Regions from separate parts of the Mus musculus genome. Here regions 2, 3, 4 and 5 are each linked to region 1. The links are chromatin loops, found by intact Hi-C in ENCODE. Cell type or tissue: left cerebral cortex. All regions are shown on one strand. Links, peaks and the distances in the headings refer to the core of each region. The heading gives the core; the rest is flanking DNA.

What was found. Hi-C counts contacts between places; a loop is a spot of excess contacts. Peaks named below come from ENCODE experiments on the same cell type or tissue, not always from the same donor. Only the 100,000 strongest peaks of a DNase experiment are listed, where the experiment ranks them.
Region 2: it touches region 1 in a loop (5-fold over the local background); 21 of 42 quality-filtered maps call a loop at or near these places.
Region 3: a loop joins it to region 1, with 7 times the contacts of the local background. A loop is called at or near these places in 31 of 42 quality-filtered maps.
Region 4: a loop joins it to region 1, with 3 times the contacts of the local background. A loop is called at or near these places in 10 of 42 quality-filtered maps.
Region 5: a loop joins it to region 1, with 4 times the contacts of the local background. A loop is called at or near these places in 7 of 42 quality-filtered maps.

The regions. Positions count from the first base shown.
Region 1 is chr8:24,552,432-24,557,431 of GRCm38, reverse strand. Ido2 (indoleamine 2,3-dioxygenase 2) reads left to right here. Exons shown (of 10, transcript NM_145949.2): 3 at 3,592-3,711. Among named protein-coding and RNA genes, the nearest start is that of Ido2, 21 kb to the left of the region's middle. In left cerebral cortex, for the core only: a CTCF peak has its summit at 2,729 (motif pointing left); a DNase peak (open chromatin) is centred at 2,754; H3K4me3 peaks cover 692 bases; H3K27ac peaks cover 176 bases.
Region 2 is chr8:24,776,045-24,782,216 of GRCm38, reverse strand. It overlaps Adam5 (a disintegrin and metallopeptidase domain 5), which reads left to right. Exons shown (of 21, transcript NM_007401.3): 16 at 435-651. Among named protein-coding and RNA genes, the nearest start is that of Adam5, 45 kb to the left of the region's middle. In left cerebral cortex, for the core only: a CTCF peak has its summit at 2,675 (motif pointing right); a DNase peak (open chromatin) is centred at 2,698.
Region 3 is chr8:24,601,726-24,607,897 of GRCm38, reverse strand. It overlaps Adam18 (a disintegrin and metallopeptidase domain 18), which reads left to right. Exons shown (of 20, transcript NM_010084.2): 20 at 5,513-5,652. Among named protein-coding and RNA genes, the nearest start is that of Ido1, 7.9 kb to the right of the region's middle. In left cerebral cortex, for the core only: a CTCF peak has its summit at 2,361 (motif pointing right); a DNase peak (open chromatin) is centred at 2,362.
Region 4 is chr8:24,945,559-24,951,730 of GRCm38, reverse strand. Adam32 (a disintegrin and metallopeptidase domain 32) reads left to right here and starts at 2,927. Exons shown (of 22, transcript NM_153397.2): 1 at 2,927-3,011. The coding sequence starts at 2,936. Adam9 (a disintegrin and metallopeptidase domain 9 (meltrin gamma)) reads left to right here. Exons shown (of 22, transcript NM_001270996.1): 22 at 721-2,120. The coding sequence ends at 814. In left cerebral cortex, for the core only: a CTCF peak has its summit at 3,390 (motif pointing right); DNase peaks (open chromatin) are centred at 2,793 and 3,375.
Region 5 is chr8:25,148,339-25,154,510 of GRCm38, reverse strand. No RefSeq gene overlaps it. Among named protein-coding and RNA genes, the nearest start is that of Mir8108, 7.8 kb to the left of the region's middle. In left cerebral cortex, for the core only: CTCF peaks have their summits at 1,690, 3,263 (motif pointing right) and 3,886 (motif pointing right); DNase peaks (open chromatin) are centred at 2,626, 3,259, 3,964 and 4,222.

The DNA of each region.
Region 1 (5,000 bases), core at 1-5,000:
AGTCAGATCAAATGTCTTTCTGATTTTTAAACTCAGAGTCAGTCTTGGCTATGTAGAAGAAGTGAAATCCATAGACACCACATTAGAATCTGCATGCACCTAAGTATATGACGCACGTCTGTGACAGAGCGAGCAATTTCCCTCCAAAAGGAATAAGAAAAATATGACCCCCACAGAAGACATTCTTCCATTCAGGAATTTTATAGTAAGTGTGAAACGGAGAGTTGGCCTCAGAATCTTGCTTCCTTCTTTGAGAAATGGATGAAGTTCTCATTTAATGGTTGTGAGCATCAATGGCTTTTGTAAGGACCCTCCCCCTCCTCATCTTCATCTGTCACAAGCACACCACAAGATGTCAGATGTTCAAGCAAGGCGCTCCACCCTCCAGGACCTTCTTTGCTGATGCTTAATGTCCAATTATGAGTTGATTTTTAAAAATATTCATTGAATGATCCTTATAGCATATTCAGAAATCAGGACAGGCAGCTGGCCTTGGTAATACTCTAGATAACCCCCCCTCTGAACCCCCCACTGAGGCTGAAGACCATGTAAGAAAGTGCAACTAAAGGAGTTAATTGTTGCACAAAACTCACACAAAGCCTCACAAAGGTAGTTTGTACACGCTGTTGACACATTACACTAACAAAAACATCGAGGGGAAAAAAGATGGGAAACAGTAGAAGATAATAATTAATGGTGACCTATGGCCTACACACACACACACACACACACACACACACACACACACACACACACACACATGCACACATCACCACACACGTGTGTATGCATATGCTCACACATGTACAAACATATATCACCACATATGTGACACACACATACACACTCATATCACCACACACATGTGTACACACATGCACACACACACATCACCACACACATATGCATACATAGGAACATATAGTACACACATATCACCACATAGATGGCACACACACACTCACATACCATCACATATATGCATGCATATAGACATGCACACACATGCCCCCCCACACAAACACACATATATGTACAAAACCTATAGTGAACACACTACCCTGAGTCAAGCTATGAGTTTTAAGAACATACATACTGTCCCCCAAAACTCGTCACAAGGTGTTTTGTCCTCAAAGGGAAAGCTCCTCTCTATCTAACTGATGTCTAGAACCCACAAATATGTTAGTTGTGTACCAGAGGGGACGGCGGGTGGTTAGTTAGTAGAGGGTCTCCCACAAACCCATGTGTCTGTCTTCATCCACCATCTTTTACACTGATGAATGAGTTACTAGCCAGTAACTCATGCAGTGAGGCAAAGCAGTTATGATGGTTCTGGGTGACAAGCAAGTGAAGAGTATTGGTGAGGATACTAAGCACGCGCATGCACTTTGCTACAACTAGTCTGTCATGTGAACTGCCATCTCACAGAAACATTCATACAAAAAAAAGTGCAGATGAATATGCAAAGCTGTTTGCTGTAGCCACTTTCATAGCAACGGTAAATACAATGTAACAGAAATACAATGTAACAGAAGACAGGAGAGCAGAAGGAGAAGCCCATGAATCTCCATTCACAAATATATCTGTTACATAAATGAAAAGGGACAGATATTAAGTGGTCACGTAGGCACCTGCCTGTATCCTTCCGCCACGCTACACATCTTTGCTCTGTAGTTTACTGAGCATTAGGAAGTTCGCGACAGTATCTATATGCAGAATTATTGAACCTCTACTTCAACAACATGTGCATGTGAGCTTAATATTTATAGATGATAGAGGTAGAAATAGACATATTTACTATCTGACAGAGTCCTAACATGTAGCCCAGGATGGCTTTGAATTAGACATCTTCCTATCTCCGCCTCCAGAGTGCTGGTATCAGTCTTCATAAAGACTTCTATATGAAAACAAATGTCCTGTTTTCTATGTATTCGCCTTCGTGTCAAACTATACTTTTCAAGAAGTTCAAGAAGTGATGTCCACAAGAACCTGATGTGTGTCAGAAACACTCAGCTCCCCAGTGAAGTTGGCAGGAGGGCTCGCCTGGTTCAGAGAAGCCTTGCGTGCTCCCTGAGTTCTGAGAGGAGAGTATCGAGGTTAATTCTCCCAGGTTAAATACGCAATCAAATAATGTCAGGGAGATGACGGGTGTGTGTCGTCCTCCCAGACCATCTGTGACTGTTTGAGTAAGCAAAAGGATTGACTAAAAAGCTATCATTTCCTTTTCAGTCCCTACAGTCACTTTTGAATCACAGGTATGTTTAGGAGGTGAGGCCAACAATCCTGAAATGTGCAGGGACTCTCCAGAAAGCAGTCATCATCCCCTGGACCTCGTTCCTTTACACCGAGGCGTCCTGGCTTGTAGGTGGCCTTCTTCAACAACTGAGGGGTGACAAGGACAAAGCCTGAGAAGACACAGCCTAGATTGTGAAGACTTTGAAAGATTTTTATACTGACTGCATGCTAAAATATCTTTTATACGTTGACTCAACAAAGTACATTATCAGAACTAATTTTACTTCTTGTTTGCCTTAAAAAAAAAAAAGTGGCTGCTGAAAATTTTCAAAGAAAACCCGTGACTCATTGCATGATTCTCGTGATCGGGGCTGTGGTCAATCCGCACGCAGAACTGCTTCAATCCTTCTTGATTCTGTGACCTCCGAGACGAAAATTCCTCTTTGGTTCCCGCAGGGGTGTTTAGCCTCAAATTTCAAGTCATCCTCTTCCCCCTAGCGGCCGGAGGAGGAAGGGCTCTGCATACCCCAGCCCGCCCCTAGGAAGCCAATGTCCCCAGCGTTTTACAAGTGGCGCATGCCCTCTGAGGCAAGCCTGCGGAGCAAAGGGAGTGAAGTGGTGGCGAGAGCTGAAGAGATGAGCAATGAGCCGGTGGCAGCCAGGCAGGACAGGGAAGCTGGCGTGGTCGGATTGTGTACTGATGCTGTTTTTCAGGGTGGCCCTTTCCGTGTCACCAGGAGCTGTGGTTTCCAATGGGGATGAAGTGGGGACAGAGCTGGGTGGAAAGCCCCGCCACCTCATCTGGCTGGGCTGTGGTTGTTTGAGCATCAGAGCAAGCTTTATATCCAGCCGATCCATGGTTTTTGTGGGGGACTTTACATCCCTAACCTCACTGGGTCTCGCTGCGTTCAAAATTTTAATACAGTTACAGGGTTCGAGAAGCTGAGGGCTTCCAGGTATTACATATCTATTAATGCTGCTGTGCGGGCTTGGAGGGAAGAACTTATCTCGCCCTCAATGCTTACTCTGTGATCCTCAAAGCAATAGATGGAGACCAGTGTATGGCACAAACTGGGCACATCCTAGGCCATGGACCCCAGGACCTGGCACCTCCTCTACTGCATTCCTCTAAGAGCTGGTTTAAGTGGGTGTGCATGAAGCTAATAGCTGCAATAGCTGTGGGACCCTCAAGTCACGGGTCCTGGTCCTGGTCCTCCACCGTTGTTTTTTGTTTTTTGGTTTTTGTTTTTGTTTTTTGTTTTTTGTTTTTTTTTTTTGGCTTTGTTTTGTTTTGTTTTGTTTTGTTTTGTTTTGTTTTGTTTTTTCAGCTGCTAATCCTTTTAATCTCTTGACTAGATGCCTCTCCTGGACTGCAGATTCCTAAAGAGTTACCGTGAGCAGCGCCTGGCACACATGGCGCTGGCCGCTATCACCATGGGATTCGTCTGGCAGGAGGGGGAAGGCCAACCCCAAAAGGTGAGGAGCAAGGAGAAATCAGGCTCTGCTGAGGTCCCTGCACCTGGAATTACGACACCAGCTCCAGGTTCCGTTGCCTAGTTTCCAAAAATCAGCGGAAGGCAAGAAAAGAGGGTTAGATTTTTTTTTTCCATTTTTCTTTTCTTTTCTTTTTCTTTTTTTTTTTCTTTTGCTACGGAGCTGATTTTCTTTTAGACTAATGTCCACTTTCAAAGACTCCAGCCATTCCAATAATATGTGAGGAGCTTCCTTAGGCCCCAAGGACTCAGAAAACACCCTGCAGAATTTTATACTTCTAAATACATTGGTTATTATGACTTTCATAATTACCCCATTGTACAGACATCTGGGGATCTGTCCCAAGCTCAAGGCCTTTGTCCCAGAGCAGCCTGGGGACAGTTGGGAAAGCCAGTTTCTGAGTCCACTGAAGTAGCCATCCTTCTCCAGTACAACTTGGACACTTCCTTATTTCCTTATTCTGCCCAGCTGATTGCTGCTTTAGTTTATTAACCCTTTGTCTAACTCCCTCCAATAACTTTCTAGTTTCAGTCTGTCCCTCAGAGCACAAACCCTTTCTTCTCTACCCCTGGAGGAAACTAATATTTCTTTTGAGTCATGGTCTTACAAAGCAGCCCCAAACCAGTCTAGAACCTGCTCTCTTGTCCAAGTTGTTCTCCAACCTGTGATCTTCTTGCCCCGGCCTTCCAAATGCTGGCATTGCAGTCACTCCAGGCACGTGACACCCTGTGCAGTTATGCTCCCAGTCAGTGTTGGGATGGAATCCAGGACCTGTGTGTGCCGAGTGAATACTTTATCACTCAACAGGACCTCCGTTTTCTCTTCCTTTCCCCTAAGTTTCTCTTTCCCAGAAATCAAGGTGTTGACATCATTCCAGAATGCGTGAGAAGCCCGAGGTGTGCTTCAAGGGCTCATCTTACCCACAGAGAAACACTTGAGACCAAGAAGCAAGGACAGCACAGAGCTCCTGTTCCTTCAGACTCTAACACGATACCATATTGTATCTCATCTAAAGGACTCGAGTGTCTAGGGTCTGCTGTTGGAAAGTTTAAAACCCAGGCCAGTGTGACAGAACCTCCTGATGAGTTCTGCTGCATAGGCCCCCTAAACCAATCTCCTGAATTATGAGTTAGAGAGGAGGAAGCAATGTCCAGCCCCCAAGGCCATCCCAGGCTCATCACCCCTCATTTTGGAAGTCTTCCCTGACCTTCCCAGTGGAAGTGTCTGACTCACATCTTCCCATTCTCCCCAGCCCTGACTTCTGTGGATGC
Region 2 (6,172 bases), core at 637-5,636, 220 kb before region 1:
TTACTTACAAAACAACAACAACAACAACCCAAAAATCAATGATAAATCACTGGTAATTTGTCCAAATTTCAGTAGCTAAAACAAGATCTAAATGAGCTATCAGCATGTCATAATCATCAATTTTCATTTTACTTCTAAATTGCCTCATTCAAGAAACAAGTCATATTCTAAGTTACGCAAATTTTTATGGAGAAAAGTGTTCAACCTGGATTTAAATTAGGAAGACATTATTTTTTTTTAACATGGAACATTTATGTTATAGAAGAGTAAATTTTATTTTCACATTGTGTAGGGAGAGAAGACAGAAATCCAAAGTTTAGGGAAGGTGGGACTGTAGTTGGTGGTTTTCCTAATGTGGAACCTAAATTGCTAACTTGTATTATAAGCTACTTACCTAAATGAATGCTAAGAGAACGTTGCCATTGTGTTTCCAGAAATTCTCTCTGTGGGAAACTAATCTGTACGTGGCCATTCAAGAAGCTGGTGCTAAAAGCCAATTTATCTGTGGCCTATGCGCAAATCCGGGATGACTTGTGTGTAGCTATGTATAAAGGTGGGAGGATACCTAAGACAACAAAGACGACATATTCCAATCCAGCGGACAGAGATGAGACATTTGTAAACGACGGCACCATCTGTGGCCCTGATATGGTAATTTGAGACTTTATATTAATTTCAAATTACTTTCCTTTTGCTGTTCATATTCATTTTTGACACTATATCAAGCACTGTATTTCTACAATTTCTTCACTGTGGTAAAATGTTCATAACAAAGATTCCTATCTTAATCACCTAGAGCTGAGTATTTTAGTGGTATCAAGTTCTCTCCCTGTGTTGAACAGTCACTATAACAGTGTGCACCTCTGCAGTGTAAAGGTCATTCTTGGGGGCTGGACATGGGGCGTGGAATGTGGTTCTGCACCCCTTTTGCTCCCAAGTGACCTTCTGTCTAGCCCATTTGAGCTCTTGAATAAATAAAACGGCGACCTGGTCCTTTTGTTAAAAGGCTGCCCACACTAAGCTGGGCAGGTTCTGAGCTAGTCCAGTCCTCTATGCTGTCTCCTTCCCATTCACATGGTCCTTTACTGGCATCTGAGTCTTTCCCTGGCTCACTCTGGTCCATGTGTGTCCTCATGGCTGCTCTCTCGTAGCGAGCAGTCTCTCATGGCAACTTCTCCTGATTCATGCAAATGGTCTCTCCACACCTCATTCTCTCCTCTCCTCTTCTGTCTCTTTCTGGGACCCTCTTGCCACCCTGACTAGAATTGAAAGTCCCACCCTATCCTCTTCTGCCCAGTTAATTGGCTAATCAGCTCTTTATAAACCATAATCAGAGGTAATGGAAAATAATTTTTATATAACATCATGCCCTGAGATGCCTGACCACAACAGCGTCTGGACTGTGACCAGATGTTTGGGCACAGAAATCAGCATCTGAACACACAGTGCACAAAATCGTGTCCCAACACTGTAGTCTTCTCATCTGGTAGAGTTGAAACTCTACCTATGAGGCAACTCTTCATTCTCCTCTACAGCTTCTGGGGTCCCCTGTTATCACCATAGACATGGTACAGAAGTGGGCTCATATTTTCGGTTTGATTTATCCCATCCAGTGGAGATCCTTAGGGACCATCCACAGTGTAGAAGAAGTTAGCATTTATATCTTTCTCAAGGCTCTGTACTGTTTCACTGTATATATACAAGACATATTGTCTATCTATTCATCATCTCACCAGTACTTGGGTGCTTTAGCTACTGTAAATAATGTTATGGGATTAAAGGTGTTTGAAGGGATCCAATCCATCATGGCAGAAAGAGCCACCATTTGGGAGAATCCCACAAACACATACTTACACAAACACCACCATGGCATTCACTGTATCTCGAGGCCTCTGGTCGTAGTGCATCCGTATTCAAGGAGAGAAAGGAGGGTCGACAAAAGAGAGAGGGAACAAGAGACAGAAGGAGGAATGCTATTTTATAAATTACTTGTCTTGTATCTTAGTCCCAGCAAAACCAGTAGACAATAGTTTCCAGGTTCTCGTGCCACCAGCAAGCCTTCCTCTGGTTGACTTTTTGATAGCAGGCATCCTAGCGGATGTGCAGTGCTGTCTTGGTTTGTATTCAGTGGATAATTGGCGCAATGGTGCCTCTCTTCAGGGCTCATTGCATGTTTGTATATCTTAGTTGGGAAAATATAATTTTAATTCATTGGTCCACTTACAATAGGGTTGTTGTTAAACTTACTGAGTCTCTGTTTTGAGAGTTGATATCCTGTGAGGCACATGATTTTCAGATACTTTGTGTGTTACCTGTCTAGAGTATTGGTAGCATGTCGGATGGACTTTTAATTAGTGTATAAGGCAATGAATGCCATGGTGGCATTTGTATAAGTGTGTTTTTGTGATGTTGTTCCAAATGATAGCTCCTTCTGCCTTTATATCTCTCTCTTGCTCTAATGTTCCTTACCTTTCAATCTCTTTCCTTTTATAGTTTTCTTAATACTTTCATTTTCCCCACCACACACATGCATGTACACATACATGTGTACAGGCATACATATACAAGTATATTGTGTAAATCGAAAGCTAGATTCTGAACATGAGAGAAACATTGTATGATGTTACGTTTTGGGTTTCTTTTCCTTGCTGTGATGATACTTTTAGTTCCATCCATTTGCCAGCAGATGGCACACTTCAATTCTTCTTGATAACTAAATGAAACATTTCCTTCCCTTCATTTGTTGCTGTAAATACAGGTTTGGTTCATGCAGTGGTTTGAATGTAATGTCCTTTCACGGTCTCAGGCATTTGAAAACTTGGTTCCCTGCTGTGTGTCTGGGAAAGCTGAGTAGGCAGGGCCTTACTGTAGGAAATAGGTCACTTATAGTGGGCTGTGAGAGTTTAAAGACATTGTTCTCAGGTTTGCTCTATCTGCTTCATGCTTGATGTGTAAGATGTAGGCTCTCAGCTTAGTCCATTCACCATCTTTGCCTATTGCTATGCTTTCCAACATGATGGTGATGGACTCTTATCCTAGAATTCTTAGCTCAAACCCCAAACCTAACCTAACCTAACCTAACCTAACCTAACCTAACCTAACCTAACCAAACTGACCAACCAACCGACCAACCAACCAACTAAACAACCAAGCAAAGCTTTAGTTGTATAAGTCGCCTTACCTATTGTGCTTTATCATAGCAATAGAAAGGTAACTAAGACGGAACTCTTCTCCTGGACTCTTAAGCTTTCAACATGTAGGCTGATGTGGAGCACTTTGGATTCAAAACATAACAGTTCTTAACAGGTTTTGTGCTTTTAAAAGTTGGTCCACTCTAACTACATTATCCATTTTGCCTGGCAAAAGGTTGTCCCTACATTCTTATTTCTGTGGGTTTTTTTTTTTTGTATTCTTGTTTTCTTTTTTAAAATTAGGTATTTTCTTCATTTATATTTCCAATGCTACAGCAAAAGTCCCCCAAACCCTCCCCCCAACTCCCCTAAACCCGACTCCCACTTCTTGACCCTGGCCTTCCCCTGTACTGAGGCATATAAAGTTGGCAAAACCAATGGGCCTCTCTTTCCACTGATGGCCGACTAGGTCATCTTTTGATACATATGCAGCTAGAGACACGAGCTCGGGGTGGGGGGAGGGGGCGCGGGTACTGGTTAGTTCATATTGTTGTTCCACCTATAGGGTTGCAGACCCCTTTAGCTCCTTGGGTACTTTCTCTAACTCCTCCATTGGGGGCCCTGTGATCCATCCAATAGCTGATTGAGAGCATCCACTTCTGTGTTTGCTAGGCCCAGGCAAAGACTCACAAGAGACAGCTTTATCAAGGACCTTTCAGCAAAATCTTGCTAGTGTGTGCAATGGTGTCAGCGTTTGGGGGCTGATAATGGGATGGATTCCCGGGTATGGCAGGCTCTAGATTGTCCATCCTTTCATCTCAGCTCCAATCTTTGTCTCTGTAACTCCTTCCATGGATGTTTTAATCCCAGCTCTAAGAAGGAGCAAAGTGTCCACACTTTTGTCTTCATACTTCTTGAGTTTCATGTGTTTTGCAAATTGTATCTTATATCTTGGGTATTCCAAGTTTCTGGGCTAATATCCACTTATCAGTGAGTACATATTGTGTGAGTTCTTTTGCGATGGTTACCTCACACAGGATGACGCCCTCCATGTCCATCCATTTACCTAGGAATTTCATAAATTCATTCTTTTTAATAGCTGAGTAGTACTTCATTGTGTAAATGTACCACATTTTCTGTATCCATTCATCTGTTGAGGGGCATCTGGGTTCTTTCCAGCTTCTGGCTATTATAAATAAGGCTGCTATGAACATAGTTGAGCATGTGTCCTTCTTACCGGTTGGAATATCTTCTGGATATATGCCCAGGAGAGATATTGTGGGATCCTCTGGTAGTACTATGTCCAATTTTCTGAGGAACCACCACACTGATTTCTAGAGTGTTTGTACAAGCCTGCAATTCCACCAACAATGGAGGAGTGTTCCTCTTTCTCCACATCCACGCCAGCATCTGCTGTCATCTGAATTTTTGATCTTAGCCATTCTGACTGGTGTGAGATGGAATCTCAGGGTTGTTTTGATTTGCATTTCCCTGATGATTAAGGATGCTGAACATTTTTTTCAGGTGCTATTCAGCCATTCAGTATTCCTCAAGTGAGAATTCTTTGTTTAGCTCTGAGCCCCATTTTTTAATGGGGTTATTTGATTTTCTGGAGTCCACCTTCTTGAGTTCTTTATATTTATTGGATATTAGTCCCCTATCTGATTTAGGATAGGTAAAGATCCTTTCCCAATCTGTTAGTGGCCTTTTTGTCTTATTGACGGTGTCTTTGGCCTTACAGAAGCTTTGCAGTTTCATGAGGTCCCATTTGTCAATTCTTGATCTTGCAGCACAAGCCATTGCTGTTTTATTCAGGAATTTTCCCCCTGTGCCCATCTCTTCAAGGCTTTTCCCCACTTTCTCCTCTATAAGTTTCAGTGTCTCTGGTTTTATGTGGAGTTCCTTGATCCACATAGATTTGACCTTAGTACAAGGAGATAGGAATGGATCAATTCGCATTCTTCTACATGATAACCACCAGTGTGCCAGCACCATTTGTTGAAAATGCTTTCTTTTTTCCACTGGATGGTTTTAGCTCCCTTGTCAAAGATCAAGTGACCATAGGTGTGGGGGTTCATTTCTGGGTCTTCAATTCTATTCCATTGGTCTACTTGTCTATCACTATACCAGTACCATGCAGTTTTTATCACAATTGCTCTGTACTATAGCTTTAGGTCAGGCATGGTGATTTCACCAGAGGTTCTTTTATACTTGAGGAGAGTTTTTGGTATCCTAGGTTTTTTGTTATTCCATATGAATTTGCAGATTGTTCTTTCTAATTCGTTGAAGAATTGAGTTGGAATTTTGATGGGGATTGCATTGAATCTGTAGATTACTTTTGACAAGATAGCCATTTTTACTATAATGATCCTGCCCATCCATGAGCATGAGAGATCTTTCCATCTTCTGAGATCTTCTTTAATTTCTCTCTTCAGAGACTTGAAGTTTTCATCATACAGATCTTCCACTTCCTTAGTTAGAGTCACGCCAAGGTATTTTATATTATTTGTGACTATTGAGAAGAGTGTTATTTCCTTAATTTCTCTCTCAGCCTGTTTATCCTATGTGTAGAGAAAGGCCATTGACTTGTTTGAGTTAATTTTATATCCAGCCACTTCACTGAAGCTGTTTATCAAGTTTAGGAGTTCTCTGGTGGAATTTTTAGGGTCATTTATATATACTATCATATCATCTGCAAAAAGTGATATTTTGACTTCTTCCTTTCTAATTTGTATCCCCTTGATCTCCTATTGTTGTCGAATTGCTCTGGCTAGGACAATGACTTCAAGCACAATGATGAATAGGTAGGGAGAAAGTGGGCAGCCTTGTCTAGTCCCTGATTTTAGTGGGATTGCTTCCAACTTCTCACCATTTACTTTGATGTTGGCTACTGGTTTGCTGTAGATTGCTTTTATCATGTTTAGATATGGGCCTTGAATTCCTGATCTTTCCAAGACTTTTATCATGAATGGGTGTTGGATCTTGTTCAATGCTTTCTCCGCATCTAAGGAGATGATCATGTGGTTTTTTTCTTTGAGTTT
Region 3 (6,172 bases), core at 474-5,473, 50 kb before region 1:
TTCCTCCTGCATACCTGCCCTAGATGACTGTCTCATACTTTTCCCCCCTGGGCTGCCTTTTTATATGCTTGGTTCAAATTCTAGTGACACCTAAGTCAATAAACCATAAACGAGTTAATCTAAAGCCAACGGTGTTTGACTCGGATGCAGAATAGACTTGTGGGTCCGATAACTTGTGGGTTCAGAATCGTTTCGCCAAGGAAAACGGGCCTGGGTATGTCTCATGTCGAGTGGTCAGAACTGACAGGAATAGGGCAAGCACACCATACATCCACGTCAAATATCTGATTGCATCATAAACACATCCTCCCCACACTGAGAATCATAACACTGAGTGTGCATTAGTCTGCGTTGGCTTCATGCTCCTTCTCTTATAGCAATAGGGAGAGGTGTACAGTCTCTTCTTTTCAAACGTTGTTTTGTGTAGAGCTGTGGTCCTCAACCTTCCTAAATGCGGTGACCCTTTAACACAGTTCCTCATGTTGTGGTGAGCCCCAGCCATAAAATTATTTTTGTTGCTACTTCATAACTGTAATTTTGCTACCTGTTTATGAATCATAATGTAAATACCCGATACACAGGATATCTAATATGGGATCCCTGTGAAAGGGGTCATGACCCCCCAGGTTGAGAACTGCTGGTATAAAGAGAAAGAGATGGCCTTCCCAGCGTTACCTGAAGGCAGCCAGTGACAGTTGGATTCTATCCATCTCAGTACCATGCTTATCTTAAGGCATTGAGATCACTGTGGAAACCTAACCCAATGAAATGGCCGTGGATTGAGGATCATTTCTAGGACAAATAAATGAGGTACCCGCTGTAGCACAGCCCGAACCCCTTGACTGTGTTATGTTCTCCATGGCACAAGTGCAGACCAACTATCGACTTTGCTTCTGTAGTGTGGGGGACAGATAAAGCAGTAGGTCTGACTCTCTTGATTCCCAGCATCCTCACTAAGATGAGACCCAGCAGAAAACGGAACATTTGTACACTTCCAGTGCACTTCTTGTGAGACCACGCAGGGGCTGGTCTGTCAAGCCCTGGTCAGGCAGCTATACCCTGGGGTATTCTCCCTCTGCATGGAGAAGCATGGGGTGATGACATCATAGCAAGTGAGTGTTGCATTGGGAGAAAACTCAGCAAGAAGAGAGTGTTTCCTGAACCATTAATCCACTGGCAGAAAGGGGCACTGAGTTAGGGTCTTAGCTATCCTGATACAGGAAGTGTGAGCAGAAACCCTGAACGACTTCTTTTGTGGTTTGTATTAATTTGGCAGCAACGGAAATTGTTGCTTGGCCTAAAGGGCAAACATAGCATTTAGCAGCAGGGTCTCTGGTTGATTGTAATTGCATACTGGTCTATCCTTTTCAGCCCAAACTTCATGTAGAACACTCTGTGGGGTTCCTTCTTTTTCCCAGATGTAGAGAGAAAAAGACTATTTGGAGTCAGAGTGGCTACAGGCTGGCAAGTTGCGGAAGCTGCTTCAGAGAAGGTTTCAGGCCGTTCTGACAAAAGGTTAGAAAGCAAGGCTAGAGATATGGGTTAGTGGTTACAGAGGACAAAATTAAAGTCTGACAACCTATATCATGTAGCTCACAACTGCCAGTAACTCCCACTCTGGAGAACTTGATGTTTCTGGCTTCTGTGGACATCTGCACTCAGGTACTCATACCTAAACACACACAGACACATGCATATACATACATATGCACAACACACACATATGCATGCATACACACATGCACTTAAAAACTAATAAAAATAAATCCTTTTTTAAAAAATTAGACAGGGGAGATGGCCCTCTCCACATGAGCTCAGAATCCAGTTCGTACTTTAGACTTCGCTCCCCGAGAGTCCAACACAGAAGGGAGTAATACTGTGCCCCGTAAAAGCTAAGTGACCTGGATGCCTTCCTCGCTGTTTGCAGAAATCCAGGTGTCCCTTGTGCATTTAGGGGAGCTGTTGGTGGCAAGTTATGGGGAAAGTGTTTGGGGTCATAGCACGTGTTGCCTTTTGAGGCTGTTTTTCCCAAAGCCACCAGTTGGTTCCGTTGCCACTCTTTCACGTGCCGCAGAAAATCCTGCCCGGGCCCTCTCTGGAACCGCATATGGTGCTGGAGCAACCAGTCCCCTGTGACTCGCCCCTCTCCGACCCGGGGGTTAGATGTGTTGATCTGAAGAGCCCTATGAAGGTGCCACACATCATGGAATGCACATCCTACACATCCATGATGTTCCTGGCCACATAGTAGTCCCCTGAGTACTAGTCCAGTAGTTCACAGTGAAATCACCCTTCCTACATCTTTTGTTGATCAGCTTCAGCAACTTAAAATGTCCAATTGCACTGTTTGAATTGGCCACAAGATGGCACTGTACATTTATTGTAACAAAAAGAACCAAGCACCTTTATTTATGGCTTAGCCTGGCAGAGTCCCATTCCTTGATAGCAAAGCTTCTCTTTTGGTTTCTATTTAAGGCTAAGAAATACTATATTTTTTTTCCATTTTTTATTAGGTATTTAGCTCATTTACATTTCCAATGCTATACCAAAAGTCCCCCATACCCACCCACCCCCACTCCCCTACCCACCCACTCCCCCTTTTTGGCCCTGGCGTTCCCCTGTACTGGGGCATATAAAGTCTGCGTGTCCAATGGGCCTCTCTTTCCAGTGATGGCCGACTAGGCCATCTTTTGATACATATGCAGCTAGAGTCAAGAGTTCCGGAGTACTGGTTAGTTCATAATGTTGTTCCACCTATAGGGTTGCAGATCCCTTTAGCTCCTTGGGTACATTCTCTAGCTCCTCCATTGGGAGTCCTGTGATCCATCCATTAGCTGACTGTGAGCATCCACTTCTGTGTTTGCTAGGCCCCGGCATAGTCTCACAAGAGACAGCTACATCTGGGTCCTTTCGATAAAATCTTGCTAGTGTATGCAATGGTGTCAGCGTTTGGATGCTGATTATGGGGTGGATCCCTGGATATGGCGGTCTCTACATGGTCCATCCTTTCATCTCAAGGCTAAGAAATACTATATTTTAATTTTTTGTATGCAGATATTGCATACACAAAGTGTGGATGGACAATTTATGCAGCGAAGTTACAAAGTACAAAGTTGAAATGTTTAATTCTATTATTAAATATGTATACGAGAGTATTCATGTATGTGTGTGTATCTGTGTATGTGCCTGTGTGTTTCTGTTTTTGTGTGTATGCATGTTCCTATTGCTATGATAAAACAACTTCACTATAGGCAACTTGGGAAGGAAGGATTTGCTTTTGCTAACAGTTCCATATCACAGTGCATCATGGAGGGAGGGCAGGGCAGGAACCTGGAGGCAGGAACTGAAGCAGAGGCCGCGGACTGGGCCCTGCACCATCAATCACTAATCTAGAAAATATATCACGGGCTTGTCCAGAAGCTAATTTGGTGGGAGCATTTTCTCAATTGACATCCCCATTAGCTTGTGTCAAGTTGACATAAAACCAGACAGCACAGTGCACGTGATTGTGTGTGTGAGTCTGTGTGAGCGCGCTTGCACCTGTGTGTGAGTGTGTGTGAGAGAGTGAGTATACGTGTGTGAGTGTGTGTTTGTTGTGTTTGTGCGTGTGAGTGTGTGTGAGCGTCTCTGTGAGTGTGCATGCACGTGTTTATGAGAGAGTTACTATGTGAGTGTGTGTTTGTGTGAGAGTGAGTATGTGTGTCTGTGTTTGAGTTTGTGTGAGTGTGTGTGTGTGTGACTTTGAGTGAGTGTGTATGAGTGTGAGTTTGTGTATGTATATATATGTGTGTGTGTGTGTATGATATGTGATGTGTGTGTGTGTGTGTGTGTGTGTGTGTGTGTGTGTGTGTGTGTGTGTGTAGGCTGAGGTCTGTATCAAGTACCTTCTAGTATTCTCTGTCTTATTTTCTCAGACAGGGTTTCTTATAGAACCTGGTTCTTGTGACTTACTTAGACCGGCTGGCCACTCTATGCTAGTGATCTTCCTGGCTACAGATCCCAGTACTGAGATGTCAGGTGCTCCTACCATACATATGGGCATTCTTATGTGGCTGCTGAGGGCTCGGCTCACCTCCCCATGCTTGCACTACAAGTACGTTGCTCACTGAACCACGGCCACGGTCCCGGTTTTAAGGTGGACAGCCCCACAGCACGCACCACACCCACGCTCAAGCCCCTCCCGCATTGCACCTTCCTAGCAGCAGGACCCGAGGACCTCAGTTGACTCTGCCCCTTGGTAAGCTTGCTTTCTGCTCCTTTGCTTTTTACATGCGAGCCGCCCCGGTGCTGCAAAGTGCCACGTCAGTGTTTCCATGTCCCCGATGCTGGCATCGCTGAGTCTTTTCTTGATTTGATGGGCTTCTGGCGAGGCAGGAGCTGCTGTTCACACACACACAGCGGTGCTAGCTGCACAGAGCAAAGCAACTGATGGACACAGCTCAACTGTCACCCAAGAGCAGCGAAGACAGTCAACCCTATACTTTGGTCACGATCACAGCAAAACTCGTTCTCTGGAAAGGAGCAATTGAAAACTCGAAACTGTCGTCGGAACTCAAACTTCCAACCTGAGCTACTGAATGGAAGTTCTTTCCTTGCTAACCTCTGTTCCTCAACCTTCCTAATGCTGTGGCCCTTTGAGTACAGTCCCTCTTGTTGTGGTAATCCCTAATCATAAAATTATTTTTGTTGCTACTTCATAAATGTAATTTTTGCTACTTTCATGAATTGTAGTGTAAATATCTGTGTTTTCTGATGGTCTTAAGCAACCCCTGTGAAGGGGGCGTGACCCACAGGTGGAGGATCAGTGCTCTTCTCACTTGTGGACTCTATATTAATACACACACATACACACACATACACACACACACATACATACACACACGCATACACACACACATACATACACACACGCATACACACACACATACACACACACGCGCGCATACACACACATACACACACACATGCACCCACATACACACACACACATACACACACACATACACACACATACACACACACACACACACACACACACACACACACACACGCATACACATACACAGGCACACGCACACATCACTTAGTTTCCTTAAACCACGACTTTACCCCTAAGAAAGTAAAAGTTAAACTGAGCAGACCAGGACGTTCACACTTATAACCCCAGGATTTAGATGGAGGCAGAAACAAGAAGTTGCAGCTTCATAAAATCCACCAGTCTTTCAAACAAACAAAAGGAAGAAAGAAAGAAAAGAAAAGATTCAAACGTAGAAAAAGAAATGTGTCCTTGTTGTCTCTTGGCCATAATCTGTTTGCCCAAAATGTAGATTCTAATAAATAACTAGATAAAAACGTACATGTTCTCTCTCTCTCTTTTGCACTTCTTGGACAGTTCCCTAGAATTAAGCTGGTTGGTCAGGGGTTAATTTTTCATGTTTGTGTTAGGTGGGAACCCAGCATCAGGCCTGGCTCCTGACCCAGTTGTGAATCTTTCCTTTCCTCTTTGTTCCAGCCATTCATTGCACCAGAAATCGGCCAAGGAAGCTAGCAGTTGATGGACCCAAGGAGGAAGTGTGTGTTCTAACCGCTCTGTTACCGGTGGATACACTTTAAATCTCAGACTTTTGGAAAATAAAACTGATATATGCACGAGTGAGGCTCTTATGTGTCTCTTCCAAGGCCGTGGATGGCAGGTGACATGGAGTGGGTCAGGGTGGCTGGTGGCAACATCCCAAGTCCTCCCTACTGCAAAATCCTAGATCCACAGATCCAGGCCGGAACAGTTTAATGTTTTTAAGAGGGACAAAGTTGGGGGAAGAGTTGGGAGTGAAAACCAATTAGAGTTTGTACTATAGGAAGAGAGAAAGGGCATGGGTTAAGTCCAAAGGTGGCCATGGGTCCAAAGATAATAACTCTTTAGTGGGATCTTCTAGAACAAGGGAAAGAGAAGGCAGCCACAAGAGCAGCGAGAGAAGGGGGAGGGGGAGGGCATGTAGACAAGTGCACAGGGCAACGGTGTCGGTTACATTACGGGCAACATGGGATCTCACATAGAATGGAAAGCCCCACCCAACCTCAACTACCAAACCCAAGTCAGAACAAGTGAGTGGCATCAGTAGACGTCTACTCAATAATGAAATACGGTCATTTCGAAACATTTCCAGAAAGATTG
Region 4 (6,172 bases), core at 693-5,692, 390 kb before region 1:
CTCATGTCTTCTTCCCAGAGTCATCTGGCTCAGTCACTGGCTGCTTTGTGCACTTAGGTCCAGGGCTATCCCTTGCAATGTGGCTGTCTCTTGCAGCATGGCTGTCCCTTGCAGTGGCTGTCCATACATCTCCATAGCGTGACAGACTTGCTCACCCACTTCTGTCCTCATGTGTCCTTTACAATCTGACTTGATCATTCAGTGGGCTTTCCTTTTACACACAAAAACTGCAACCTTCTTACTTCATCGCTTATGGAGTGACGTGAGTATCAGGTAGTGACAAAGGCTGGCAGAGAGCTCAGGAGGTAACGTTTTTGCCAGGTGGGCAGGAAGGACCTAAGCTCAGATCCCTAGCATCCACTCATAAGTCTGGTAGGATCCAGTGCCTGCAACCTCAGCACTGGGGAAGTGGGCACAGACAGTGAGCTCAGAAGCTCACTGCCAGCCTGCTACGCCAACCTGTGGGTGTCAGAGTCAAAAATAAGGGTGAGAGCAACTGAAGAAGACACCTAACTTTGACCTCTGGTCTTCATATGCACAGATATGACTGAGTCCTTTTAGCCATTGACTTCCATATAGACCGTAATCTCAGAGCATACAGTAGAAAGAGCCCTTAGCTGTCATCAGAGAGGTTGAGGATGGTGTCGTGCCAAGCTTGGCATGAATCCAGCCATATTCCATTCAGTTCACACACTCTAACTTATTTTTTTCCCCTCACAGGCCACCTCCACCACAACCGAAAATATCTTCTCAGGGAAACTTGATTCCGGCTCGGCCCGCTCCTGCACCTCCTTTATATAGCTCCCTCACCTGATAGTAGAATATTAGAATCTTATTTTTTAAATGTCTTCAGGGAACTGAGCAAATGTTTGTTGTTTTTTTTTTTCCTGATGTTTTCTTGAAAAGCCTTTCTCTTCCAACCATGAATGAACACAAACCACCACAAAACAAGCTTTATTAACACAGGAGCCTAGTGGGGATTGCGAAACACAGGAATGTGCAGGCGCTCCGGGGGGTGTAAAGTGAACGTTTCCATCGTTAGAATGTTTTCTCTGGCCATTTGTGGATTTAATGCACTTGACGTGGATTAAGTTATTCTGAGCATGTTACTGTAATGATTCTCAAATTAACTGTATTAGTGTAAGCTTTGTCACTATGCGCTAAACGTAATCCTGACTTTTTGACCCCAGTTACCATTAATAGTTTCTGGTTGACCATTTGAACATGTATTAACTTAGGAAGACTAATTGCCAATAACGTCTGCATTTTCATCTTGCATGGATTAACAGCCATTTATATGGACTTATGTCTCTTAATGCACAAAGAAGCAGATATCTCGAAGGAGCTTACACAAGAACCACAATTACTAGATCATGATATACTTGGAAAGTGTGAAATATGGTGTGTACTCAGTTATTGGCTTCCATTTTTTATGATCTTTCAACTATAACAATTATGATAGAAATCGATTTAACACAATCAGTTATGGGCTTCCATTTTCAAATATCTTTTCAACTGTAATGACTATGACAGGAACTGATTCAACTCTCAATTTTCTTTATGCATCATGGTAAAGCATTGCAGCAGTGTTGTTTTGTTTGAAGTGCACACTCTATGGTACGAGGTGTTTAGTATACCCAAGCAGATAGGTGTCGATCGAACAGGAGCAGGGAGAATACTTCCAACAGTTGAGGTGTTACCAAACCACTTGAGAATTCATGAGCACTTTAACTCTAAACTCTGAATTTCAAAGCTTGATGTGAAGTCCTCTAGAATGTTTACATTTACTAAGGTGTGCTGGGTCCTGTCTCTTTTGACTAATATTTTCGTAAACATTAGGCTGGAGAAAGGAAGGAAGCAGTGGTTTCCTTAGATAACTACAGAATTATACTGGTCTCTGGGATTACTCTCTCAGCTGTATTAAAATGAATTTGTACTTTGAAAGGAATGATATTGACACTAAAATTTTAAACATTTAAATTTTTTCATAATCTTTCATAAAGAAGTTTAATAATAGGTATATTAACTGAATTTCATTAGTTTTTTAAAATAATATTGTTTGTGTATATATACATATTAAAATAAAAACATTTACAACAAATAAAATACTTGAAATTCTTGTTTTGTCGTCCTCTTTATAAATACATAACTATTTGGGTTCTTCTTAATTTCAGTGTTAGGGCTTTTGGCAAATGTGACTGCACTTAAGGAAAACACATTAAAAGATAGACTGTTCATTTTTTTTTTTTTTTCAGGATACTCAAGTACTTTAGCAGTTGGGTGTGTACTAACACTGGTGAACCAGCCCTAGTGAGAAATATGGCGGTGTTGAAGGCCACAAGCCCTCAGAAATACTAAGGAGAAAGTAGTTTACTGACAGGACTCTTGACTTAAGAAGCATGTGACTAGGGCGCTGCCATTCCAGCTAGGACAAAGGCTAAAATGTAGGTTCTTATGTCAAGGATCTGCCATTGCTGTATAAATTAACCATTCTGGTAAGCTCCTAAAAAAGGAAGGTATATGAATTTTAACTGAAGTGCCACGGAGAACCAGGTTGGAAGGAAGCCTGGCGGTCCATGGGAGCAGTGTGCCTGTGGAAATGTAGACCCCAAGGAAGAAAATCAGTTTAGGCTTTCTTGAAAAATTTGTCCACGCATCTTAAAATGCAGTCGTAGTTTAGCCTTAGAAAGAGTATAAACGTATGTGTGTACTTTTTTGACCTGAGCGCCCTCGCAGCCTCTCCAGTACTGCGCATGCGGGTTTCATTGCGAAGCAGCCTGGCTCTGTTAGAGCTGGGGTAGGTGGTGGAGGGGGAGGATGGAGGCGGGGTAGGGGGTTAGGGCGCTCCAAGGACGTGGCCCACGGTGGCCCCTGGCACGTGCCCCACAGCCCCGCGCAACGGCTTTACAACTGTCTAGGTACTCCAGGAGACGCCATGCTGGGCGCCATGCTGCACACACTGCTGCTGCTGCTGCTGGCCGAGCTGGGGGCCTTGCTGGCATCAGGACCCGGTGAGCGCTCCGCAAGGCGGGTTCTCTGAGATTGGGGGCACTTTTCTTGTAGGTCTGTCGTGCACATCATAAAGCTCAAAAAATGGACCCCAAAAGAACACTTCCCAACAGCTTCTGGAAACCACTTAAACTAAAAAAACAAATACCCAGTTTCCACAAGATAACTTTACTAACACGATGTACATGCAATAATAGTTCTTCTAGAAATAGGAAAGAAAAGACATTAAGCCACAAACCCCCAGGCTCAGAGAAAATGCAGCGGTGCGTGGAAGCTGGGAAGGGGCAGAATCTTGCTTAAGTTTTGGAATCAAGTAGGGCTCGGCTACTTGACAGGCAATGATCAAGCTGTTGTGAGTCCAACTGTCCAGCAGGTGCCAGTCCAACGCTTGCCTCTAGCTCTGAGGTCTGCTAATTTGTTGAAGCTGTGGAATGCATCTTTTGAAAGGTGAAGAAGGCATGGTTGGGGCTCTGAGTGTTCTCTTCCTGGTTTATTAGAAGTAAAGAATAAAGAATGTATAGCAACATCTAAAATATCAGCCTCATATCCTTTAGGTGTTAACACGCTTCAAAACTAAGAACCGTTCTTGGGGGGGGGGGGGGAGTAGAAAGTTGGCGTCGCTTTGCATTTTGTGGATCTCCTGAACCTGTGCTTCAATAAAGGACAACTAGGTTGTGTAGCTACTGCTTCCAGTCTTGTGCTGCAGGCTTGAGTAGAAGTGCAAGAAGGAGAACTTTAGAAGCCTTTTCAAGTAGTTGTGAGCTCTCTGCTTACTACACTCACACTGGACAAACGGAAAAAGAATAGTTGCAACGTAGAATTCAAAAACATACCAGCGCCGAAACACACCAGCGCCGGGCGTGGTGGCGCACGACTTTAATCCCAGCACTCGGGAGGCAGAGGCAGGTGGACTTCTGAGTTCCAGGTCTGCCTGGTCTACAAAGTGAGTTCCAGGACAGCCAGGGCTATACAGAGAAACCCTGACTCGAAAAACAAAACAAAACAACAACAAACAAAACAAAACAAAAACACACCAGCAAGCTTTACTATTCTTTATTTTTAATTAAAATATATCACTAATTCTTTTCCATTTCCTCCCTCTAATCTGTCCACCCCAACTCCCTTGCCTTTTTATTTAATATATACTAAATCTCTCTCTCGATATCTATATCTATATCTACATAGATATAGATATGTATATACCAGCAAACTTCATGAAATTCAATTGGATATAAATATTGAATTTTGATTATTTTATGTATGCATATTTTAATATTTTAATCTATTATCTTTAATTTTTAAAACTGTGGGAAATACAAAAAATTGCCAACAGCTTTTAAAAGATTTTTTTAAAAATTTAAACTTTATTTTCCGTATATGGGTATTTTGCCTGCCTACAAGTCTGTGTACCACTTGTGGGCCTGGTGTGCTTAGAGGTCAAAAGAGGGTGAATCAGAGAAGGTTCTCTAGAACTGGGGTCACAGGCAGTAGTGAGCCACCCTGTGGATACTGGGAATTGAACCCTGGTCCTCTGGAAGAACAAACAGCCAATGCTCTTAACCTCTAAGCCATTTCTCCAGTTCCTCAAACTTTTTTTTTTTTTTTGAAAGAAAAATCATCAGAGTTCACATTTCAAGGTAGTTTCAGATTCATAGCAAAACTGAGCAGTAACCAGTGTTTGTATATAGCGCCTGCTCTCTATCCTCCCATGAGGGTCAACAGCTGATGTTGCAGAGATGCATCCGTTCCAGGGATAGACCCGATTGCACTTGGGTTCCGTATGTTCTGTGTTCTGCCCAGAGATGCCCATCCCTTCAGTACCATGCAGAGTAGTCTCACTGACCCGAGAATCCTCCGTGCTCCCTCACTCACCCCACCATCCCTAAATGACTACCATTTGTGGTCTGCTTTCTCCAGTTGTATAATTGGGATCATGCACCACACGGCCTTTTTAATAGTGGTGAAGACAGCCACCATCCACATGCTTGCTCAGGTTGTGTGTGAACACAGTTTCCATGACTTCAATGGCTACCTGGTGTCACTACGATGATAAGAGGACACAGCGATGCCTCATTGTTTTAATTTACAATCTCCTAACGGCACAAGCTGTTGAGATCTGGACATTTGGCTCTGAGCCTAGCCTTTGACATTCATCCATCTCTTCAGCTCTGTGTGGAAATCTTTTCATAGGCTTACTTTCTCTTTAGTTTCTTTTTTCAAGTTATTCCTCAATTTTAAAATTTGTATTGTGTGCCACTATTTAAAAAAAAACTTTGTATGTTTTAGGTAATCACCTTTTATCAAGTGTGCTTTATTTTTAACCTTTTTATATGGGTGTATATGTATGGTGTGTGTGTGTGTATGTATGTGTCTAGTGTATGCATGTATGTGTAGTATATGTGTGCATGTTTGTATATTGTGTATGTGTGCATGTGTGTGTAGTGTGCATTTGTGTATAGTGTGTGTATAGTATGTGTATTATATGTATGTGTATATGTGTGTATAGTCTGTATATGTATGCAGTGTGTGTATGTGTGCATGTGTGTGTAGTGTGTGCATGTGCGTGTAGTGTGTGCATGATCAAAGGACAGAAACCTCAGATGTCAGTTCTTTCCTTCCATTTTATTTAAAGATGTTCCCTGTTTTTTACTCTTCATAAGCCAGGCTAGCTGGCTCTGGGACCTCTGGAGATCGTCTCCAAATCTGGTCTATGAAGGATCACTGGAATTGCAGGTGTGTCTTCCCATACCCATCTTTAGTTGGCTTCTGGAGATTAGAACTCAGGTCCTTATTCTTGTGCAATGGATGATGGGTGTTTTCACTGAGCCATCTCCCCAGTCCAGATCTGCTTTATGAAGGACATTTGTCCTCTTAGCCTTTGCCCTTTCTTCTCAGTCGCTTGGCTTTATCTTTCTCTTTGAGAGTATAAGTTTTCTTTTGTACTCTTTATTATTTTATTATATTAAAATAATTCTAATTCTGTTTTTAAAAAATGTTTTAGAGAACATATGTTGCTATTTACTGTAGCAGCAATGTTACAGTAGACTTCTTAAAATTCTTCCTCCAGGGTAATTAAACATTTTATACATACTGACAAAACATCTGCCTATCTTGCTCTCACCGCAGCCGAAGGACACACCAGCCTAGTTTCTGCTTCCTCTCT
Region 5 (6,172 bases), core at 475-5,474, 600 kb before region 1:
CATGACTGTTTACTGAAGCCTCCGGATTTCTGTCTGAATACAGAAAGCGTGGCATTTCCTTGCTCTCGTTCTCCGGGGCTTCATGCATTTCATTGGGCATGTAATTGAAAATAAAACAAACTCTGGAATTCCGACCTCGGCTGTAGAAACCACCATGACGGCATCTGTGCAACACAACTTTTGCTGAGTGCTCTGTGGTCTCGCCAGAAGTCGGTCCACCCTGGCGTTTTGTTCAAACCCGCAGAAGCAAAGCTGCTCCAAGCTCTCCAACTTTCGGAAGGGCCCAGGTGAGCAGGAGCTGGGTAGAAAGTAGCTGGTGCTTCATGCGTTTCCTAGGTCTGAGTAAGGACTTTACACACACTAGTTGGGCGGGCTCTCCATCTAGGGGTGGGCCAGGGTAAAACTGGAAGAGAAGAGCGGATAGCAGAGGAATCAGGAACTCCCTTCCCTGCTTATTTTGAGGCTCTGCATACTACTCGCCAGCCTGTGGTGGTTCTGGTTTTGGGGCAGTGCAGGGCACTTTGTCCTTCTCACCAGTGTGTTCTGGCTGTAGAGGAAATGCTAGCTACAACAGGTCTCATTTTCTTAGCATTATTGGGGAGATAAGATGAAAATTTGCCGCCTTAGATAAACCATCTTGTTTTTTTTGTTTTAGTCAAAAGTAGGAGCCAGGCATGGTGGTGGTGCACTCTTTCAGTCCCAGCACTTGGGAGTTAGAAGCGGGTGGATCTCCGTGAGTTTGAGCCCAGCCTGGTCTACATACAAAGCTCAAGGACACTCAGGGCTACATGGAGAAACTCTGTCTCAAAGGAAGGCCCCTTTGCCTGATAGAAGTCTTTGGCATGGAAGGATGAGGCAACAGTTTAGCCTTGGTTGGGGAGAGCACATAGGCCCCTCGTTTAGGTAGAGAATACTAGCAGGGAGCTGAGATTCTTGAGTTCCCAAGACTCTCTTTTAGAAGCATTGCCTATGAGGCAAGATACTCCTTGCGACCATCCTGGAAGCTGTGATCCTGCCTCCTGCATGTTGGATTACAGGCTCTATCTAATTTCTCTTAAAATCACAAACCCCACCTGAGATGTGTGTACTAAAAGCGGCCACACCGGAAGCGCATGTTCCCTTTGGCTTACATGGTCCAGAAGCATGACGTTGCTAGCCCATATTACGGTGACAGAAGAGTCTGGCTTTCGATCCCAGACCCAGTTCCAAGTCTAGGCTAGATATCATGCTCTGTACTGTCTTAAGTTTTTGCTTATTTTATGTGCATGAGTGTGTGGTGGTTTCAATAAGAATGACCACCATAGCTGGGCAGCAGTGTCGCACGCCTTTAGTCCCAGCACTTGGAAGGCAGAGGCAGGTGGATTTCTGAGTTCAAGGCCAGCCTGGTCTACAGAGTGAGTTCCAGGACAGCCAGGACTACACAGAGAAACCCTGTCTCATGGGATAGGTGGTGGTGGTGGTGGTGAGAAGAATGACCACCATAGGCTCAAATATTTGAATGCTTAAGTCACCCGGGACTGGAACTATTTGAAAGGATTAGAAGGGTTAAGAGGTGGGTGTGGCCCTGTTGAGGAAATGTGTCGCTGGAGGTGGGCTTTGATGTTTCAAAAGGCCCTGCCAAGCTAGGGTCTTTGTGCCTGGAGATCAGAGCGTAAAGCTCTCGGTCAGTGCTGCAGTACCTCTGCCTGCCTGCCTGTCACCACCATGCTTCCCTCCATGATAATGGACTGAACCTCTGAAATGCTGAACAAGCCTTCAACTAAATGGCTTCTCTTATAAGAGTTGTCTTGGTCATGGTGTCTCAGCAATAGAACAGTGAGTCAGCCAGGTTGTTTTGTGTCTGTGTCTGTCTGTCTGTCTGTCATCTGTGTGCCAGGTGCCCCCTGGAAGCCAGAAGAGAGTGTTGGTTACAGGTGCTTGTGAGCCACTGTGTAGGTGCTAGGAGTCCATCTCAGGTCTTCTGGAAGAGAAGAGCAGCCGGTGTGGTCTTAAACACAGAACAGAGCCTCTCCAGCCCCAGCCTGCTGTGCTTTAGATCTTCCTTAGTTTCCTACCTGACCAAGGCGACTCAGTCCGTCAACAGGTTCTCCAGTGCAGGAGTGAGGATTGAAGAAGCAAAAAGACAATTAGACAGCATTGTAGCACCACCCCAACCAGTTCTGAGGCAGAGGCGGGTTTATTTTCCCCCCAAACTGCTTTTATACCTTTTTAATTCCATGCAGATAATAAGGCCAGTTCTAGGTTACGGAACAAGCAGTATGATAAACACAAGTAGTCAAGGAACAAGCAAGGCAGTAAACAGAGGCCCCTGATCTCTACCGTGATGACTGTTTCTAAGGGCTTCTCAGGATGACTAAGAGAGCTGAGCCTACTTCTCTGTCCTAGCCCAAAGTCAGACTCTTGCCTGAAGCCTACTTCCCTGCTCTAGCCTAAAATTAGATTCTCACCTCAGCTTACTTCCTTGTCATGGCCTAATGTCAGATTCCTGCCTGAATCCCATTTCCTTCTCCTTGGCGGATATCAGATTCCTGTCCAGCGGCCCCAAAAGCTCTCCACACATACCCGAGTGAAGAGGAAACTAGGGTTATATTCTCCTGAGTTCTCTCTCCAGAAGCCAGTGTCATTCCAACCAAGTCTACCAACATTCCTATGGCTCCAGCAGATGCTGACCGTCTCCCTGAGAGACGCCTAACAGAGTATAACAAGTTACACTTCCCACATCTCAGCAGCACGGAGAGGTCTTAAGACAGCAATACATCACACATCCTCAGCTGAAAGACTTTGTGTAGAGTTAGGCGTTTTTGTTCTACACGTCAGAAATGGCAGGAAGTCAGTTCTTGTAGGTACAATTAGCATAGACAGAGGTAATAATATTTTGCTAAAGAATTAATATCCAAAAAAAAAAGAATTAATATCCAGACAACCCCCCCCCCACTGTGATAGCTGATACAGAGCACGCCTTCTATTTTGTTGAAGGGCCTTTCCATTTGTCTTGCATGACCAATTTTGAATTCCCCCAGAAACTGAATTTTTATTTTAATTTTTTAAAAAAAAATTTATTTGGTTTTTCAAGACAGGGTTTCTCTGGTTAACAGTCCTGTCTATTCCACAACTTGCTCTGTAGGCCAGGCTGGCCTTGAATTCAAAAGACCCACCAGCCCCTGCCACCTGAGTGCTTGGATTGAAGGTGTGTGCCACCATGCCCAGCCAATTTTCAACCAGATAACTGTTTCCCATGTGGCATCAGTTTCGGTGCAGACATGCACAATGACCACTAGAGGGCTTCACTCCCAAAGGCTTCCTACTGTTTTTCAAACTGCAGCTCAAAACTGTTTATGGAGGCTATGAATGAAAAGCTAACAGGGGCTGCAGTGAGTATTTGGTGTGCAAGCAAATCTGGAGGGTATGTGCTGTCCACAGCTTGTATCAGTCACACGTGGATTTGTGTATTGCTGCAGTTGAGGTTTTTTTTTTAATTGTGTGCTTCTGTGTATGTGTGCTCTCGTGCCTGTGTGTGTGTGTGTGTGTGTGTGTGTGTATTATATGAATGCCTGGTGCCCATGGAGGGCAGAAGCGGACATTGGATCCTCTGGAACTGAAGTTATTGATGGTTGTGAGTCACCATGTGGAACCCAGGATCCAAGCAGGTCCTTTGCAAGAGCAGCAAGTGCTTTTAACCACTCTGCCAACTCTCCAAGTTCAAGATTGTCGTCTTTAATTCCATGAGGAAGGGAGGCCTAGGAAGTTTGAAATCATCCTTAGAACTTTAAAGGCCCACAAAAGAGAAAACAAAACAAAACAAACAAAACAAAACAAAACAAAAAAATCTTTCCTCCCTTACACCAGCATAAACCAAGCTCTTCCCCTCCCGTGGCAGCAGAGGGCAGCCCGCTTAGGCTCAGAGCCCTGTTTCTGGTTAGGGCCATAGCTAAAAGGAACCTGCCTTGTGGCTGAAGGAATCCACATGCTGGGCTGAGGTGTAGCTGGGAATAGCGTGACTTGCAAGGGTAAGGCCTGGGTTCCATGCACAGCGCTGCAAAGTTAAAAATGAGACATTTCTTGGAACCAACAATTCGCTTGGATTCCAGGTTCTCAAAACAACTTTCTCTGCACAGTTCAAATTCTAAGTATCTCTATAAGCGGTAAGCCATCTTTTATCTAGTCTTCACTTGATCTGAGTCATTTTCTCTACCCATCAATGCCACTCTCCTCAGGCATATGTTAGTTAAGTGACTAAATGACAGAGTCATGTGTTAGCCTGATAAATATAGAATGGGAGAAAATTGAAAGTTGAGTCCTGGCAGGGAAGCAAGCCCAGGACAGCAGGCTCATAAGTGGGTAGAAAAATAGAGATTGGTAAGAAAATTAGGCAGTTGGAATATTTGTTAAAATAGCCACTAACTTCTCTGAACACCTTAACCGTGGGACTATTTTATACTTAGAGAAAAGCTGTTGAGGTCCTCCAGGCATCTGATCAGTCCTGGCTTCCAGCCCTTCCTGCCCCGGGCTGGTTGGGGTCCAGCAGCCTTGTCTCCATGCTTGGCCTCCAGGACCAGCAGCCCTGGAGGTGCCATCTTTCCCTCTTTGCTCTCCTTTTCTATCTTTCCCCTTCCTGTAGTTGCCCCTCAACTCCTCCCTTCTTTTCTCTCTCCTCCTTCTATCCTCTCCCGCTTCTTGCTTTTCTCCTTCTTTTTTTCTTTTTGCCACAGGAGGGATAGAGCTCTGCCCCTCTCTCTCTCTCTCTCTCTCTCTCTCTCTCTCTCTCTCTCTCTCTCTCCCACTCCTAAACCCCTGCCCCTTTTCTCAGACAATTTTCCAGGTCATGCTACAGAGTTTATAGTAGACTGTGTTTTCATAACCCTAAGTTGCAAATACTATTTTTTTTAAATCTCCATATGAAAAGTGTGACTAGCCCATGCCATGACAAGATCCCCAATAGAAACAACTTTAAAAGGATGGGCAAGATGGGTCCATGAGTGAAGGCACCGCCCACCAAGACCGAGGACCTGAGTTTGGTCCACAGGGTGGAGAGAGAACCAACTCCCACCAATTGTCTTCTGACTTCAGTTAAAATAGGAATAGAAGGGTTTGTTTTGATGTGGTGTTAGTGGATTCATTCTGAGAGAAGCAGGGCATGGTGGAGCCGCTTGGCTCTCACCTTGGCGCACCCAGAAGTCGGGGGTGTGTCTATAGACTGCCACTCTCCTTACTCTTGTTCCTTTCTGCCTTCCCAGACCACTAGATTGTACCGCCCATACTCACAGTGAGTGGGAAGTGTGTTTCACCAGTGTCCTAGGCGATACTGAATTTCCACAAGTTGACAGTGGCGGTTTCACTATCGCAAACATCAACCTGTGACAAAGCAGAACTCTGTGAACCGCCTGCTACCCAGGTCTCACTTCTGGAAGATTCTGAAAACTGCACTGAAGCAGAAGTTAATATTTTATTATTTTTTAGAGCGTCTGATGGGAACTGTGGGGAGGGGGGACACTGTAGTGATCAGAACTCAGTCACTAGTATCACACAGCTAGGCTGAGGAAGCTCTATTGTAGCTTGCTTTCCGTTTGTAAAACAGATGTTAAAGTAAAAATTTTCAAATATGGGGGCTGGAGAGATGGCTCAGCAGTTAAGAGCACTGACTGCTCTTCCAAAGGCCCTGAGTTCAATTCTCACCAACCACATGGTGGCTCACAGCCATCTGTAGTGGGATCCAATGCCCTCTTCTGATGTGTCTGAAGATAGCGACAGTATGCTCCTATGCATAAAATAAATAAATCTTTTTTTAAATGTCAAATATGGGTCTTTTACAGGCTAAGGTATATTGTATTTCAGAGTCACACTAGAATAGTTTCAGTGGTTGACAATGAAAGAGAGTTGACATATCTGTATTCATTGGACTTCAAAATCGGTCACGTGGGGTTGGGGTGGGGTGTGGCTCAGCCGTTGAGTCTGGCCTAGTGTCTGAGAGAATGTGAGCACTTGTTGACAACCTGGGGCTAAGGTCTTCAAGACCATGGAATGCACAAAGTCCATTCCGACCTCCTCTTTTCTTCTTAAAACTCAAGAGATGAAGATCATGGAAAAGAACTTCGTTCTCTACTGGGAAGAGACAAGATGTCTACGCAAAGTCACTCACCTCCCTAAACTGACCTGTATCAGCTAAGTTCCTGTT